2 separate regions of the Homo sapiens genome follow, and region 2 is linked to region 1. A link is a loop called in an ENCODE intact Hi-C map of the cell type or tissue named here. Cell type or tissue: transverse colon. All regions are shown on one strand. Region 1 overlaps SGCD (sarcoglycan delta). Region 2 overlaps SGCD (sarcoglycan delta).

Region 1 (8,000 bases):
AAGGAGCCCTGCCATGTGCTCATATACTACCTTGGAGTTTCTCTATCTCTGCCTGTTTCACACTCTATCATAATTGCCTCCTTACTGGTCTGTGAGCTTTGTGAAAGCAGGAATCACATTCATTATGTCCACTAGTATATACCCAGTTCCTGGAAGATAGTATTGGATGGACGGACGGATGGATGGATGGATGGATGGATGGATGGATGGATGGATGGATGAGTGGGTGGGTGGAAGGGTGGGCAGACAGACTGACGGATACATGCATGACCCACTCTCTAATATATAGTTTAGGATTTTATTTCCATGGGATAAAAACTGATGGAAGCAACAAAGAAGATGTTTCTCTCTCTCAAGTCAGGAGAAAGAGGGGAGGAAGTCACAACTCAGATTAGTCATTTTGTGTTTTCAGAATCTTAATTTTTTTGAGTAGTGTGTAATGAAGGTTTTCTCTGGGCATAGTGGCTCATCCACATTTGCTATTATAATTGACCTAGCTCTGCTGTCCTGCTGCTTTCCCTGCTTGTTTATAAATTGGAGAACAACTTTCAACTTGGTGGGAGAGCTGTAGTCTAATAGGAACAGTAAAATGGCAGTATGTGTAGGACAATTTAGAAACCTCATTTCAGCTCAGATGGAATGACCCACACTTTCTAGGCATGAAATCACTCATAAGAACAGAACCAAACAGAATAAGAACTTATTTACAGGACCAGCAGTCTCTAAGCAGGCTAGGGGCAGATATGACATGTTGAAAAAGTAAAGATTTCTCTGGCAACTGCCTCTTCTCTTTCTGTTTTCTCCCTCATGGTTCTCACAATGATCTCACCTTGCTACTAACTCAGTATCTCAAGCCCAGCTTTAAAATATTCCAACCCTTTAGCAAAGTGTAGCAATCAGCTGGAAGGAACCTCGGAGGCCACATGGCCCAACCTGCTGCTAATGCAGAACAGGAGTCCCTTCCACGGGTATTCTGAACAGATGGTATTCGGCTTGTGCTCTGTGCATCTCTAGCAATGATTATGCCTTACTGCAGGAGACAACTGATTTCCCTGTTGGAGGATGACTTGGAAAGTTTGCTTCAGAGAAGCAGAGTCTTAAAGTGCACAGCTCTGGAGACATACCAGCCCTGGAGTCCTGGTTCTGCTCCTAACCCATTGTGTGTCCTTGGGCAAGGTACTTAGCCTAGGTAAGCCTCATTTCTCTGTCTGTACAAGAGAAGTCAGTAATATCCGGCTTATTATATTTTGAAAACTAAATTAAAATACACACACACACACACACACACACACACACACACACACACAGCATTTAGTATGTTGCCTGGAACATAGGAAATATCCAAAAAGTAGTAGCTTAAAAATTAAACAAACCAAAGAGTTCTAAAAACATTGCTAAGATTGACATGACATTTGCAGACAGAGGTTAAGAACAGAATAAGCTCCAGCTACCATGACTGTTAAAGTCATCCCAGTATCTTATTCTGCTCTGTGTGGCATCCCGTGACTCTACCTGGATTTGAAATTAAACATTCTGAACACTTTCTTAGTGAAAGAGAGTTAAGGATCAAGACTTACTCAGCAGAGACACTTTTGTATGAGAAATTGCTTGATGGCTGTCTAGACACAGACAGGATTTTTCTTTTTTAATGGGAATCAGGTATAGAGTGGGGTATCTATTTTTTTAAGGGAAAAGTGGAGTAGAAGAAGGTAAAAACTCCTGAGGTCCTGTCTGTGCCTCTGAGTCATCTTGCTTTGGCAAGCCTGTGGTTAGTACCACCACTGCTAGTGAATACTACTTAACAACACAAAATCAAACAAATTAGTTTAGAAGGAAAGGCTGTTCCTTTACTATCAGTACCTGCATGCGGAGTTTGATGACTACAATTGTGATTTCAGTTCATTTTTTTTTTTCTATTTCTAAAGCTTGAAATTACCTAGCCAGTCAAGGTGATAATTGGAATCTCTGCCCAATCTCTAAAAGAAATTGACTTGTTCTTCTCAAACAAAGGACTATTGTTTTTGATTTTTCTAAATTTCCTTGAATTATAATCAAGAGGTATATTTACAAGTAAGAAGACCATGCATGACTTAGGACCTAGCTGTCAGTTCAGGAAACCAAAAAAGAAATAAGGTTTATAATGACGACAAGATCCACAATCACTCACTTGTACTTCCTGAAAGGTGAGACAGCACCAGACCCTGTTCTTTAGAGTAGCTCTGAGATATAGAGGAGAGAGCTCTTGAGAAATATTCAAGTGTACTTTGATGGGTGCAGGGGACAAACCCTTTTCAATGTTTACTGTAGTGGCATTGATCAAGATCCCAGGCACTCCCTACAAAAGTGGCATTTAAGAGAAGTAGTAGCTAAGTGAACAGTGGGGGAAAGTGTTTAGTGGGAGCAGAGGAGGATCAGAGACAAAAGAAGGCATGAAGAAAGAAGTCCAATCTGGTTGGAATGTGGAGGGTGGTCTTGACTATTGCCTGTCCCTACTCCATCATTCCCGCCCAACTAAACTCCATCCTCAGTCAATCTAATTCTTTGTCTACCCTCTGTCTTCACTGGGGCAGTAGACAATGGCCAAAGAACAACATACACTCATACTAACTAGTCTCTCTTTAACGTCATGATTCCTAACCTCAAGTGGGTTGACAGTACAGTCCAGAGATCCTCCAACATGTCTTCGGTCTGTTCTCTGTTGTACCCTCCAAGAAAGCTACTGCATACCTCTCCTTTCTCTTCAAACCTTCAATATTTTCTTGCTATACCTCCTTCTCTTCTTGGTAGCTTTGTTTCCTTTTTCATGGGGAAAATATAGGTGTGGTCAAAAGATAGCTTCCATACATTCCAACCACAACATCTACCTGTGTGACTACCATCTACTTTCCTCCAGTTACCAGGATAAACTGGCCATGTTCCTCTCTAAAACATCTTCTCAACTCCTGCAATGAATCTCATTCCTTTGCACCTATTCAAGGATGTTATTTCAACAGGCACCTACTGTCCCCTCACCTGTATCTTTGACTTTTCCCCCAGATCATTACCATCAGTTGTAAAATATATTCTCATCCCCTATAAAAAAAATAATGCTGGGCATGGTGGCTCACACCTGTAATCCCAGAACTTTGGGATACTGAGGCAAGAAGATTGCTTGAGGCTAGGACTTAGAGACCAGCTTGAACAACCTAGGGAGACTCCATCTCTACAAAAAATAGAAAATTAGCCAGGTGTAGTGGCACACCCCTGTGGTCCCAGCTTCTCAAGAGGCTGAGGCAGAAAGATCGCTTGAGCTTAGGAGGTCGAGCCTGCAGTGAGCCATGGTTGTGCCACTGCACTCCAGCCTGGGCAATGGAGTGAGACCTTGTCTCAAAAAAAAAAAAAAAAAGAGAGAGAGAGAAAGAAGAAACCTTCCTTAACTTGCATATCTCCCCTTGCAATCACCTCATTTATCTGTACAGATTAATTATCTCATCTGCTTTCATGGTTTTAAATACCATCCCTCTGCTGATGACTCTTCATTACTTACCTGTAGCCCAGGACTTCTCCTGTGGACTGCAGATTTGTATGTGTGGAGTCCATGGGAATTGGATTTCCAACAGGTAAATCAAATGCTAACTTAGAACTTCTGTTTTTTCTACCAAGCCTGATTTGCTACTGTCTTTGCTGTCTCAGTAAATGGCAATTATGTTCTTCCAGTTGCTCAGACATGCATAAATAAATAAATAAATAATATTCTTTTCATGCTTTACATTTTTTTGGTCAGAAAATCCTGTTATTTCCATCTTGAAAATAATATCCAGCATCTGACCACCTCTCATCATTGTCACTACTACTCTACTGTTCAAGCTGTCATTATCTCTTGCCTGGATTATTGTATTGTAAATCATCTTCCTTCTTCCACAATTGACTGTTTATGCTTTTTGTGTTTCAGTCAAAGTCAGATCTTATCAGTTCCTTGCTCAAAAGTATCTAATTGGGGATGGGGGACACTGGTGATAGAGAAGGGAAGAGAGGCAGGGGAGGGAAGACCAGAGGCAAAGAGACTAAGTGTTTTTAAAGAATTAGACCATCATTCTCAGTAAAACAGAAAGCCTCTGAAGAGATTTAACAAGAGACTCACCTAGATTTTCATTTTACAAGGGTGTTTTGATAATATGCGCAGACCTCAAAAAACAGTGTGAGGATTTTTAGTACCCTTTAAGATTTGAGAACTTGAAGATTCCCAATAACCAATATTATAATGTATGTTTACAAAAAAAAGCTAAAAGTGATAGCATCTGCATGAATTGACTATGGTTTTTCTTGAGGACATTAAATAGATTCAATCCTCAATTCTTAATGCTTTTATGAGAAGATATAACACACAAAAAATCAGATAGGTAGACTCAGAAAATCCATAGAACCAACTCAGTCTTATATTGTCAGATTATATTAGGGTTGCTTCTGTGATTTGAATCTCACAGACTTAAATGATGTTGCTCCCCTGTTTGCCTTGTATGTAAGAATGAGGCTTATGCAGGTAAAGTTCTTATCAATCAGTTGAAATTGCCTCATCCTTCTCTGGGTCTATATGCATTTATGCTGGTATTACAGGATGCAATTGATAATAAAATGTTGACTTAGTACTTTAACTATTGTTTACAACAGTGTTTAAGGGCTGGGTGACTAAAATTTGCTTCATTCATGCCACTGTGCCCTCTGCTTGGGGTTAATTTTCTACTCCTAAACATGGAGGCCTACATTTCTAGTCTTCCTTAACAAGTCCTTATTGCTCAGTTTAATATTCTTCTCTTTATGAACTCTTTTACCCTTTTATTATAAATTCTACCTGGGCATCAAGTTAATGGTACAGCCAAAATGTGGATACTTTTCCTCCCAAGCCATCCTCAAACATACTCAGGGCGGGGAAGCGTACTGAAACTCATCCTAATAAAACCAAAACCAAAAGAATCTAACTTTCTTTGGAAAATGAATCTCAATAAAAAGCAGTATGATTTTTGCTTTTTATTCATCAGGAAGCTGCCAAGTCAAATGGCTTTATACAGCTTCTTTTTCTTATGTGGCAATAGTTATATTTGAGGGGAAATTAAATATCCAAGTTTTAATAAAATGAGACTTTAATATTTTAATTTATATTTTTTGTTACCCTTCTTACTATGAGTGGGAGACAATTCTCATGGGCCTCTTGTATTTCTGCATGTCTTTTGAGTGAGGCATTAGCTGTCCTTTGTTTTAAACTATCTTCTCAATGATGTTGAAATGGTGAACAGCTTTAAAATATATAGTGTTTCCCTCCAGAGCAAAGTGCAGCCATGCTTATTGCCCAGTGTAATGAAAATTACTATCTCCCTCCAGAGCAAAAGCCAGTAAAGTTACTGCCCATTAAAAAAGATTTGGTCTCCCTAAGCTCTGGGTTCTGCTCCTATAATATAAGCCACTGCATTTTTAGGCATCCATCTGGGCACATTTGTGTTTACCCCCACCCATGGGATTGGGGCAAGGGAAATTGACTCTGACATGATGTTGCTTGCAATGCTTGCTATGCCGCCAGTAATAAAGTCCCTTGTTTCTGACCTGGAAGTCTCATGTCTCCTGCTAGCATCCATGAAACTGTGTCAGGCTACCTTGTTAGCTTGCAAGGAGGATGAAATCTTAGATTCTTCACAGTTATTGCTAACTATGAAAAACATACTTTTAAATACCGTTAAAACAAGAGAAAATAAAACAGATTTAGAATCTATAGTGGGTGCTTCTGGAACATGAAACATATGCCTCAGAGTTTGCCCATACTTTTCTTTTATTTATTTCTTTTTTTTTTTTTCTTTTTTACTTAAGCTATCCCTCTGCCTGGAATTTCCTTCCTACCACACGTTTATCTAAGTCATTCAACACTGGCATTTGGAAAGCTTTTTGAATAGCATTACTTTTAACATGCATTTAAAAGATCAATGGCTCATGATGTGAAAACTGATTGAAATAAAGGGATTTATCCTTAGTTACAATTTTATACCATGCTAGGCAACGCTTTTACTAAGAAATGAATCATTTATTCTTTTACTTGAACATTTATTATGTACCTAGCTTGTGCCAGGTAGTGTGTTGAACCTTGAGGATACAGAGATAAGAAATTCTCCATTTGATGAAGCCCAGGAGCAAATGAATATAAAATAACAATATAATTATGTGAAAAGTTCTGTGACAATATAGATCTTATAATTTTCTCCCACCATGTATTAATGCCTTCCAGAGAGCAAGAGGTGGAGCCCCACAAACCATGGCTTTGAGCTGCTTTTGTGGCTCAGTGTGTAATGTTGTGGTACCCTATGACTTTTAACCTGCCATACCTTCTTGTTTCATTGTCATATACCACTGAGGGAGGAATGAACCACCATATAGACACTTATCAGTGAGAACTCTGGTTGCAAGTGAAGGAACACTGAAATCAAGTGGACTCTTAAAAGGGTGGTGGAAGGTAACATTTGGCTCACATCACTGAAATATGATGTGAGAAGCAAATATTTTGATATTGAATGTCCAGACACTTTTGGATCCAGGCATTTAAATGATGTCATTGAAATTCCACTTTACTCTTTCCTTTCCCAAGTTCCGTTTTCCCTCCTGTGGCTTCCATTCTCAGGAAGGCTCTTGCATAGTTCTGTCCAGATATCCGCCAGGCTTCTATCCTATCATTTCATTCATCTCTGAAAGAAAGAGAAATAATCTCAACAATTCCAATAAAAATTCTGGTCATAAGTCCCAGTCACGTGACTTGGATCACATGCTTATTCCTAAATAAAAATGCCTAGCTAAGGGAGTCTAGTGCTTAGATTTGCCAAGGAAAGGTCATATGACTCTTCCTGGAGTTTGAGGGAAAAGTGGATCCACTCCAACCATGTAAGCTGAACATGTGGAAGAGGTGGAGCCCCACAGAAATTCAGTTTGCTATAGCTAGATGAATGGGAAATGAATACTGGGCAGGTAAAAACAACAGATGCCTATTTGCCTAAAGATACTTTTTATTCAAAATGTTCAAATATAGAAATTATATATAAAAATATCTTGAAATCACAAAATAGAAAAGTGGTTTATTCGAATATTTTAGTAAAGCAGGTATCAAGCAATGACAAGATACAAAATGGTATCTTCGTTTTATATTGCTTTAAATTTTGGTCTAAACTGTATAATATTAAAATACAGTGAAATATTAGCTGCACATTTTCCCTCATTTTATTATTTTTTAAATTCAGCTAATAATACCTATAGGATGCCTATGTGGTTATGCTCAAAATACTGCCATTCACCTGGTGGTAGCTTGCCTAGATTAAAAAAAAAAAAGAAAGACTTTCTAAAGTACTAACCAACCTCAAAACCCTACCCAACTATTTTTTTCCCTATTAACATCAACCCAAATAACCAAATCTGATGTGAAAGTTTGAGATAGTATGGAAGAAGAGAAATGACATCTTAGCTCTTCCTTGAAGGTCTGTAATTTACAACAATTCATGCATAATAATGATTCAGCAAATTTTATTAAAAACTTCTCTATATAATATACTGTTATAGGTATCCTTAATATAAAGTAGGTACTTTCTCAGATATTAAAGTTCTAATTTATAAATCGAGACATCTTTTTATTACAATTTTATAAGTAAATTGCTAAAGAAATTCACTTGTGATAATAGAAATAAGGATATCTTTGGCAAATTGTACTGTTGCAAAATATATTTGCTACATTTTCTGGGAGGAAATTTATACTGTCCTGTCCATGTCAGGGAATCACGTGATTTGCTTTGACTGATCAAGTATGAGCTAAAGTGGCACATGCAACTTCTAACCAGAAACTTTAACAGCCGTTGGTTGGTTTTGCCATTTTCTCTCTTCTCCTCTGCTGGAATATCAGCAATTGTCTTCATATGTCATTGAAATACTGGGTCCTTGTTATTATGACATAACAACCTAAACTGACTGATACAAATCCAAAGATTTTAGAAGATACTATA
Region 2 (8,000 bases), 63 kb before region 1:
ACATGTTTGCCTGTGTAACCAACCTGCACATCCTTGCACATCCTGCATATGTATCCTAGAAATTAAAATAAAACTTGAAGAAAAAACAAAGGAAAACAGCAACAACAACAACAACAACAACAAACCTCAGTTGCATTTTGCTGAGTCAGAGAAGCCAGACCCAGAACTCTTATCTACTGAATGATTCTGTTTATATGATTTGATAGAAAACACAAAACCATAGGAGAATGGTGGAAGCCAGGATTTGGGGCTCAGGGGATGGATGGAATACAAAACGGGTAGCATGAGGGAATTTTTGGAGCGATAAAATTGGGCTGTATTTGCTTATTGTGGTAGATACATGACGCATGTATTTGTGAAAACCCACAGATCTATTAATATGCACCACAAAGAGTACATTTTCCTTTATGGAAACAACTAAACAAACATCAAGGATATGCAAAGGGCCTTCCCACCTGCTTGAAATGGAGAGGAGAGGAAAATACAGAAACACAAATTGATGTTTTAAAAAATTACTAAGCCGCAGACAAAGCTAAAGAGATGGGTTATGTCAGATTGTCATATTAAATAGCGGAACTTCCTGGCTGGATGCAGTGGCTCATGCTTGTAATCCCAATGCTTTGACGGCTGAGGTGGGAGGACTGCTTGAGCCCAGAAGTTCAAGACCAGCCTGGGCAACATGGTAAAACCCTCTCTCTACAAAAAAATTTTAAAAATTAACCAGGAATGGTGACATGTCCCGGTAGTCAAGCTACTCAAGAGGCTGAGGTGGGAGGATTGCTTGAGTTCCAGAATTTGAGGCTGCAGTCAGCTGTGATCACACCACTGCACTCAGCCTGGATGACAGACCAAGACCTTGGCCCTAAAAGTTTTTTTAAAAATGGGGCTTTCTGACATTTATGCAGCCAAAAGACACATGAAAAAATGCACATGATCACTGGCCATCAGAGAAATGCAAATCAAAACCACAATGAGATACCATCTGTCACCAGTTAGAATGGCGATCATTAAAAAGTCAGGGAACAACAGATGCTGGAGAGGATGTGGAGAAATGGGATCACTTTTACACTGTTGGTGGGACTGTAAACTAGTTCAACCATTGTGGAAGTCAGTGTGGTGATTCCTCAGGGATCTAGAACTAGAAATACCATTTGACCCAGCCATCCCATTACTGGGTATATACCCAAAGGATTATAAAACATACTGCTGTAAAGACACATGCACACGTATGTTTATTGCAGTACTATTCACAATAGCAAAGACTTGGAACCAAGCCAAATGTCCAACAATGACAGACTGGATTAAGAAAATGTGGCACCTATACACCATGGAATACTATGCAGCCATAAAAAATGATGAGTTCATGTCCTTTGTAAGGACATGGTTGAAGCTGGAAACCATCATTCTCAGCAAACTATCACAAGGACAAAAAACCAAAGACCACATGTTCTCACTCATAGATGGGAATTGAACAATGAGAACACATGGACATAGGAAGGGGAACATCACACATGGGGGCCTGTTGTGGGGTGGGGGGAGGCGGGAGGGATAGCATTAGGAGGTATACCTAATGTTAAATGACGAGTTAATGGGTGCAGCACACCAACATGGCACATGTATACATATGTAACAAACCTGCCGGTTGTGCACATGTACCCTAAAACTTAAAGTGTAATAAAAAAAAAATGGGGCTTTCTGTTGCAGGACACAGGGACTCATCAAAGGTTGTAAACCCAGCCAAAAATCTGTCACACTGGGCTTTGGGCAGTTGATTTGACTGCACTAAACTGGAGTGATTACAGGAGAAAATGAAGCTGGTAGAAAGCTATTTCACTGAGACCATTTAACTACAGGCTTACTCGTTTACTTACTTACTACTTACTGGAAAAGAAGTTATCCAGTATTGCAGTGGTATAGCTGATACTAACAGCTCATATGTCTCCCCTACAGAAGCTTCTTTTTCATTCTTCAGTTTTTCTGGCTTAAGTAAAATAGAATTCAAAATATCTGAGTTCCTGCTGCTTGTCTAGAAAAGTACAAAGACTCCCATAACAGGGTCCTTGGCTTTAAGTAGCTTATTTTGTGGAGAAGTGGAGAAAGCAAGACATAGTCAATGAAGACAATAAAATACATGCTCATCCAAGACATAAGTTAGGTATTATGGAAGCACAACACAGGGAGCAATTGGTGATAACTGAAGGGAAACCAGGGAAGGCTTCATGATGGAAGTGGCATTTGACCTGGGCCTTATAGGATTTGATGCACTATGGGGAACAAAAGGAAAGGAAAAGTACTTTCTGGCTGAGAACACTGTAAGCAAAGGCAAGGACATGGGAAAACCCAGCCCCACTCAGCAGTCAGTGAAAGGTACCTCAGTACATGAGAGCAAAATGTCCAGCTAAATAATCACTAAAAAGTGATTTTTAAATTTTGGTCAACTGGCTTACTACTGCCTAAAAGCTTTAAGTGAAGAACATGGCCATATGGAAATGTCAGTTTACTTCTCTTTCCTTCATCTTGGATAGAATGGTATTAAACTTTAGGCAGATTGAGCAACAAAATTCTCTTAAGGGGTCTCAAATAAATAATAAGTAGGGACTGTTTTTTCTCCCATAAAAGTAAGGTGATATGGTTTGGCTGTGTCCCTAGCCAAATCTCATCTTGAATTGTAGTTCCCATAATCACCACCTGCTGTGGGAGGGACCCAGGGGGAGGTAATTGAATCATGAGGGCAGTTAACTCCATGCTATTCTTGTGATAGTGAGTTCTCATGACATCTGATGGTTTTTTAAGGGGCTTTTCCCCATTTTGCTCAGCACTTCTCTCTCCTGCCACCATGTGAAGAAGGACATATTTGCATCCCCCTCCACCATGATTGTAAGTTTCCTGAGTCCTCCCCCAAGCCATGCTGAACCATGAGTCAATTAAACCTCTTTCCTTTATAAATTACCCGATCTTGGGTATGTCTTTATTAGCAGCATGAGAACAGACTAATTACATAAGGCCAATGGTAGACAGTTGCTGGCAGCTTCATGGTATCTGAGTGAACATATCTGAAGTCCCCTTGGTCTTTTTCTCATGGTCAGAAGATGAGATGACTCAGGCAGCTCCAGATATCATGCTGATATTCAGATAAAAACACTGAAACTAGCCACATCCTTACCCTCTTGTGGACAGTAAAACTTTCTCAGTGCTCCTCCCCAGTAGACAGCTACCTACATCTCTTTGAACAAAGTCATGTCATATGTCCACCCCTAGCTTCAAGGGAGTCTGGGAAAGTATTTAGCTGGACATTTTGCTCCCATAAATAATACTAGGATTTTCTTGGCCAGGGGAAAGGGGGAAATGGTTGTTGACAAGGAAATGACATGCTGGCCATACTGGGGATGAAGTCAGTGGACAAGGTAAAAAATTACATAATCAAAATTATCTATAAATCACCTATAAAGCATGCTCATTTTAAAGCTTTCGTAACAGGACTGTATTCCGAAATTAAATCATTTAAGTGTTTTAATGCTTTGAAACCTTCAATTCTTTGTCCAGATTTCTACTTGCTGGTTCTTAATTTTCAGGTCATCATCATCTTCATCTCTCGTAAATGATTTTGTAAGTTTCTCCAATTATTTTTTAGACAGTGTTTCTCTGTGGTCCTCAATTAATGTTTCAATTTCTTTCACCATAGGAAGGCATCACCACCCACTTGCCTGGCCACAGGAACAGCGTGTTCTACTTTTTCAAAGACCAGGAAATTCTTAAAATCATACACTTTTTTTTTTTTTATTTTACATCTCACTGGTATCCATTGACCATGTGAGTCTTGATTGCTGTCACACTGTGAGAGACACTTGAGAACTGAAATCTCCACTGAGGACACAGCGTATCATGGCTCCCATCTCACCCTCACTCCCAGGTGGAAGGGCAGGCAGAATCAATGTTCTTTTTAACTTGATCACATTGTTCATATTTATTCTCTCCCTCTCCCTCTACACTACTGGCCTGATTCTGGCCACCTGTCCCACTGAGGTCTGGAGGGGAGATATGGATGGAGAGCCACATTCACCTCATTCTTAGGACACACAGTGCATCATCTTTGAGAACCAGGGGGTCACCCTTGAGCACGGCTCTCTCATGATGATGTCAAGCAGCCTTCTCAGCTTATCGCTGATGCTTTGTTTGCCTATACTATCCTTACCTAGAGGCTGCCTTGTTCCAGAATTTTCCATTAGTGTTAAACACAACCAGTGAGTTGAAATTGTTTGTTATACTGTGCAGTTTTATTTACTATCAAAAACGATGTACTCATAAGAAACTGAAATGAAGTTGCTTGCTGCTTGGATGGTTCCTTTTGTTTTTTTTCAAGTTTTGGCTTAATGATACACTGAGCATGAGTTCCGGTCTATTGGTTTCCAGAGTAGAGTTTGCTTAATTAAACTACTTGTCTCTTCATATCTTGCCAGGATGTTTTTATACGTGAATCTTAAATTGCCCTGCAGTTTCAAATTCTACACAATGTTTAAAATGTGTACTTTGATGGTATTGCCAGTTCAGTTAAATTGTTAGAGTTTTCAAAAGAGAATGTCTTATTTTATCATTCTCCATTGTTAACCTTCAAATTATTGAATGATACTCATTTATCTTTCTGGCTTTACTGTCTATTCTTGTCTTCATCACTATCTTTTATCATAATAAAATATATCTACCATCTATTTTGATATGCCAGACATGTATAGCATTTTATGATATATTACACTTTAATATATATGTAATATATCTCATATATACATATGTGTATATGTGTATGTGTATATGTATGTGTGTGTATATACACACATATATAGTCACTAATCCTCACAATAGGTTTATGAGAGAAGTACTACTATTATTCCCATTTCACAAATAAGGAAACTGAAGCTAGAAGAAGCAAATTAACTTGTCCAGTATCATATTCCTCTTCACAGTCTTCATGGAGAACCCTGAACTTTAACACTCTGTTTTCAGCATTCACATGTGTCAAAATTCCCAGCCTAGATGAACCCAAACATCCACATTATGTATGCCTGTGTTCAGGCAACTGAACACATGCACCTCTGTGCAGCCTGTGCCACGCAGCAGGCTGGTGCCTATATAAAAGTGTGGTTACTAACCACCGCTAGGCCTTCGGTATCTGGTACCCAATATCCAATACCCAGCTACCTCATGGTATTTCTCTTGTCAAAAGGTTGTAACTCTTGCTATATTCATTTCTTCACCTTTTGCCTATTCTTGTGCCCACAACAGTCTGCCTTCAGCTTTTGATAGAATGTCTCTTGAGATGTGTCTTCCATGTTGCCAAATTCAGTAGACTTTTCTATTCCTCTCCTTAATTTCCAGCACTGTTTAACACAGATAAACTGTTCCCTCCTTCTTGAAATACATACTTCTTTCTCTTGGCTTCTGTGTTACCCCATTCCTGGTCTTCTTTCTACCTCTATTCTCATGTTTTTTTTTTCATTTTCCTTTGATGGCTCATCCTTCCATACTCAAAATTTAAATGTTGGAGTCCCTTAAAATTCTGACATTGGCTCTCCTTTTACTTTTACATTACTCTAACCATTGCTTGGATCATATCACCCTTCTCTTAGTGTCCACACTTATCTACCTGCCAGTGACTCCCAGTAATAGCACTTCCCCAGCAAAGCCTTCGCAGGTCCTCTGATGCTAGGCTAGCCCCTCTGCTCAGTGTTCCATCAGCTTCTTGTACTACTTCATAGCATTTACAACAGTTTCTCAGTCCTTTTTCCAATAGTGCTCTTCTGAGGAATTTTTCTTCAGGCTTTTTTCTTTTTCTTAATCACACCCCTCCCATGAAATCTTACTATCATAGATATACTAGATATCCGTTTATGTACTATGTGAAGTGTGCATTTATATAGCTGTTTATATATCTATATATTGCTATACATCTCTAGATATATATATACATTTGTGCTTTATACATAAATACAGTAAGATTTCTTTTGCTTCCCAAGAACCAGTTTTTGCCCCCTTGAAGATAACATCACCCCCATTGAAAATGCATGATTTACAATATCTGTTATTTTTAAAAATGGATTTAAATATTTTTTGCAATATCCACCTGTGTTGCTACAATAAAACTTATTAAGAGCAAAGATTATCTTCTTACTGAACATTGCCTCAGCATTGTGCCATTCACATAATAGGTACTTGTTAACTATTTATAGACAACAAATATTACAACAGGCAGAATGGCTGTAGATTTTATGTGCATTTTTAAATTTTTTTCTTAACTTGCAATTCCTAAATAAGAAAGCCAGAGCCTATTTTCCCCCACAAAATCATGTCTGACGTAGGCTCTACATAAATATTTGTTGAATGAATTAATTTTATCTGTACTTTTTGGATAAGAAGAATCTGTCCTGATTCCTAAAAAGAAAATATTTGGTATGTATCCTAGAAACTATTTGTAATGACTACAGATGTTTTGCATTAGAAGTTTATTAAATGCCAGCAGCAGCCTGGGGAGACACAATGGGATTAAATCACCTCAAGTGACTATTTCTACTGAAAGTTACTTTCTAGCATCTGTGTATTGTTCATGTCTGGGAAGATTTTCAGAAGCTGACAGCCACCTTCCCTGTGCTTAATCCTGACACTTGTGGAAACTCTGCATCCTCGTTGATCACTCAGTTCATTTTAAATCTTTGGTTAAACATAACGCAACTCATTTCCTTAAAAAGAATTTTTCACTGCCTATTACTTTTAGGAGAAGGCCACAAATTCATGTTAGGAATTAAATACAAAAATCTCTGTTTCTAAGGCATTTCCTGTGGTTAGTTGTCCCATAACTCACTCTTCTACAACTAACATATGTGCTGTAGAGAAGACTGGTTTGTAGGAAAATGGGTCTCAGATATTAAAGAGTATTTAAATATCAGATTGTAGCCATGTTTACTAGCCTGGACTTACAGAGACAAAAACTATATCTCACATATGTTGGAAATCTTTAAACAGTGGGAGCTACATGAAGATACCTTTAGCTAAAACTTTGGAGTAACCAGAAAATTATCTTGCACAGAAGATAGTGTTCATTACTCAAAGAATTATTAGTTTATTCATAATTTTTCAAAAATATTCCTGGTAAATATCATGGGAGATTAAACTTTCATTGTCATGGTTCTTGCTCCTTCCTAAGAAAAATATAGTTGGATTCAGAGCAGCTTCCTTTATTAAGTAAAGGCAATTTCTATTGTGACTTAAATATCAAATACTAAAAAAGCTGGATATTATTTGTGGAGTATAAAGTTTTAATGGGCATGGCTGGCTTTGAGCATTAATCACTTGGCTTTGACTGTCTATTTCATCTCCTCCCGTGGGCCCTGTGATCATCCTTCAGTCTGCTTGTCCAGCACATCACCAGATCCCATTAGTTTTTCTCTTAAATATTTCCTCAGCCATCCACTCTTCTCTATGCTTACTACCAATCATATGATCCCATCTACCACCATCTCTCTCCTGGCTTCTCTTTATTCACCCTTGCCTTCCTTAAGTGTCTTTTCCATGACATAATGTCTCAGTCATTCTGGGCTGCTATAGCAGATACTACAGACTGGATGCCTTAAAAAACAGAAATTTATTTTTTACAGTTCTGGAGGCTGGGGAGTCTGAGATCAGGGTGTCAGCATGGTCAGGTTTGGTGGGGTCCTTCATGTTGGCTTGCAGACATCCATCATCTTACTGTATCTTCACATGGTGGAGAAAGAGCACTAGTCTTTTTCTCTTCTTCTGAGGATGCTAATCCCATCATGGGCACTCTACCCTGATGACCTCATCTAAACCTAATTATTTCCCAAACGCCCCACCTCCTAATACCATCACATTGATGGCTAGGGTTTCAACATCTGAATTTTGGGGGGACACAAACAAGTAATCCATAACATGCAGCTACAGTGATCTTTGGAAAATGCCAGGTTGATCAAGTCAGATCCCCTGCTTAAAACCTT

What was found. A loop is a pair of places that touch in the nucleus more often than their neighbours do. Peaks named below come from ENCODE experiments on the same cell type or tissue, not always from the same donor. Only the 100,000 strongest peaks of a DNase experiment are listed, where the experiment ranks them.
Region 2: it touches region 1 in a loop (12-fold over the local background); 2 of 110 quality-filtered maps call a loop at or near these places.

Annotation. Positions count from the first base shown.
Region 1 is chr5:156,697,575-156,705,574 of GRCh38, forward strand. All of the region lies in intron 7 of SGCD (sarcoglycan delta), which reads left to right. LOC105377673 (a long non-coding RNA gene) reads right to left here. Exons shown (of 5, transcript XR_007059015.1): 5 at 6,624-6,701. Among named protein-coding and RNA genes, the nearest start is that of PPP1R2B, 150 kb to the right of the region's middle. In transverse colon, no CTCF peak of the experiment used is centred here; no DNase peak of the experiment used is centred here.
Region 2 is chr5:156,634,360-156,642,359 of GRCh38, forward strand. All of the region lies in intron 6 of SGCD (sarcoglycan delta), which reads left to right. Among named protein-coding and RNA genes, the nearest start is that of PPP1R2B, 210 kb to the right of the region's middle. In transverse colon, no CTCF peak of the experiment used is centred here; no DNase peak of the experiment used is centred here; H3K27ac peaks cover 2,089 bases.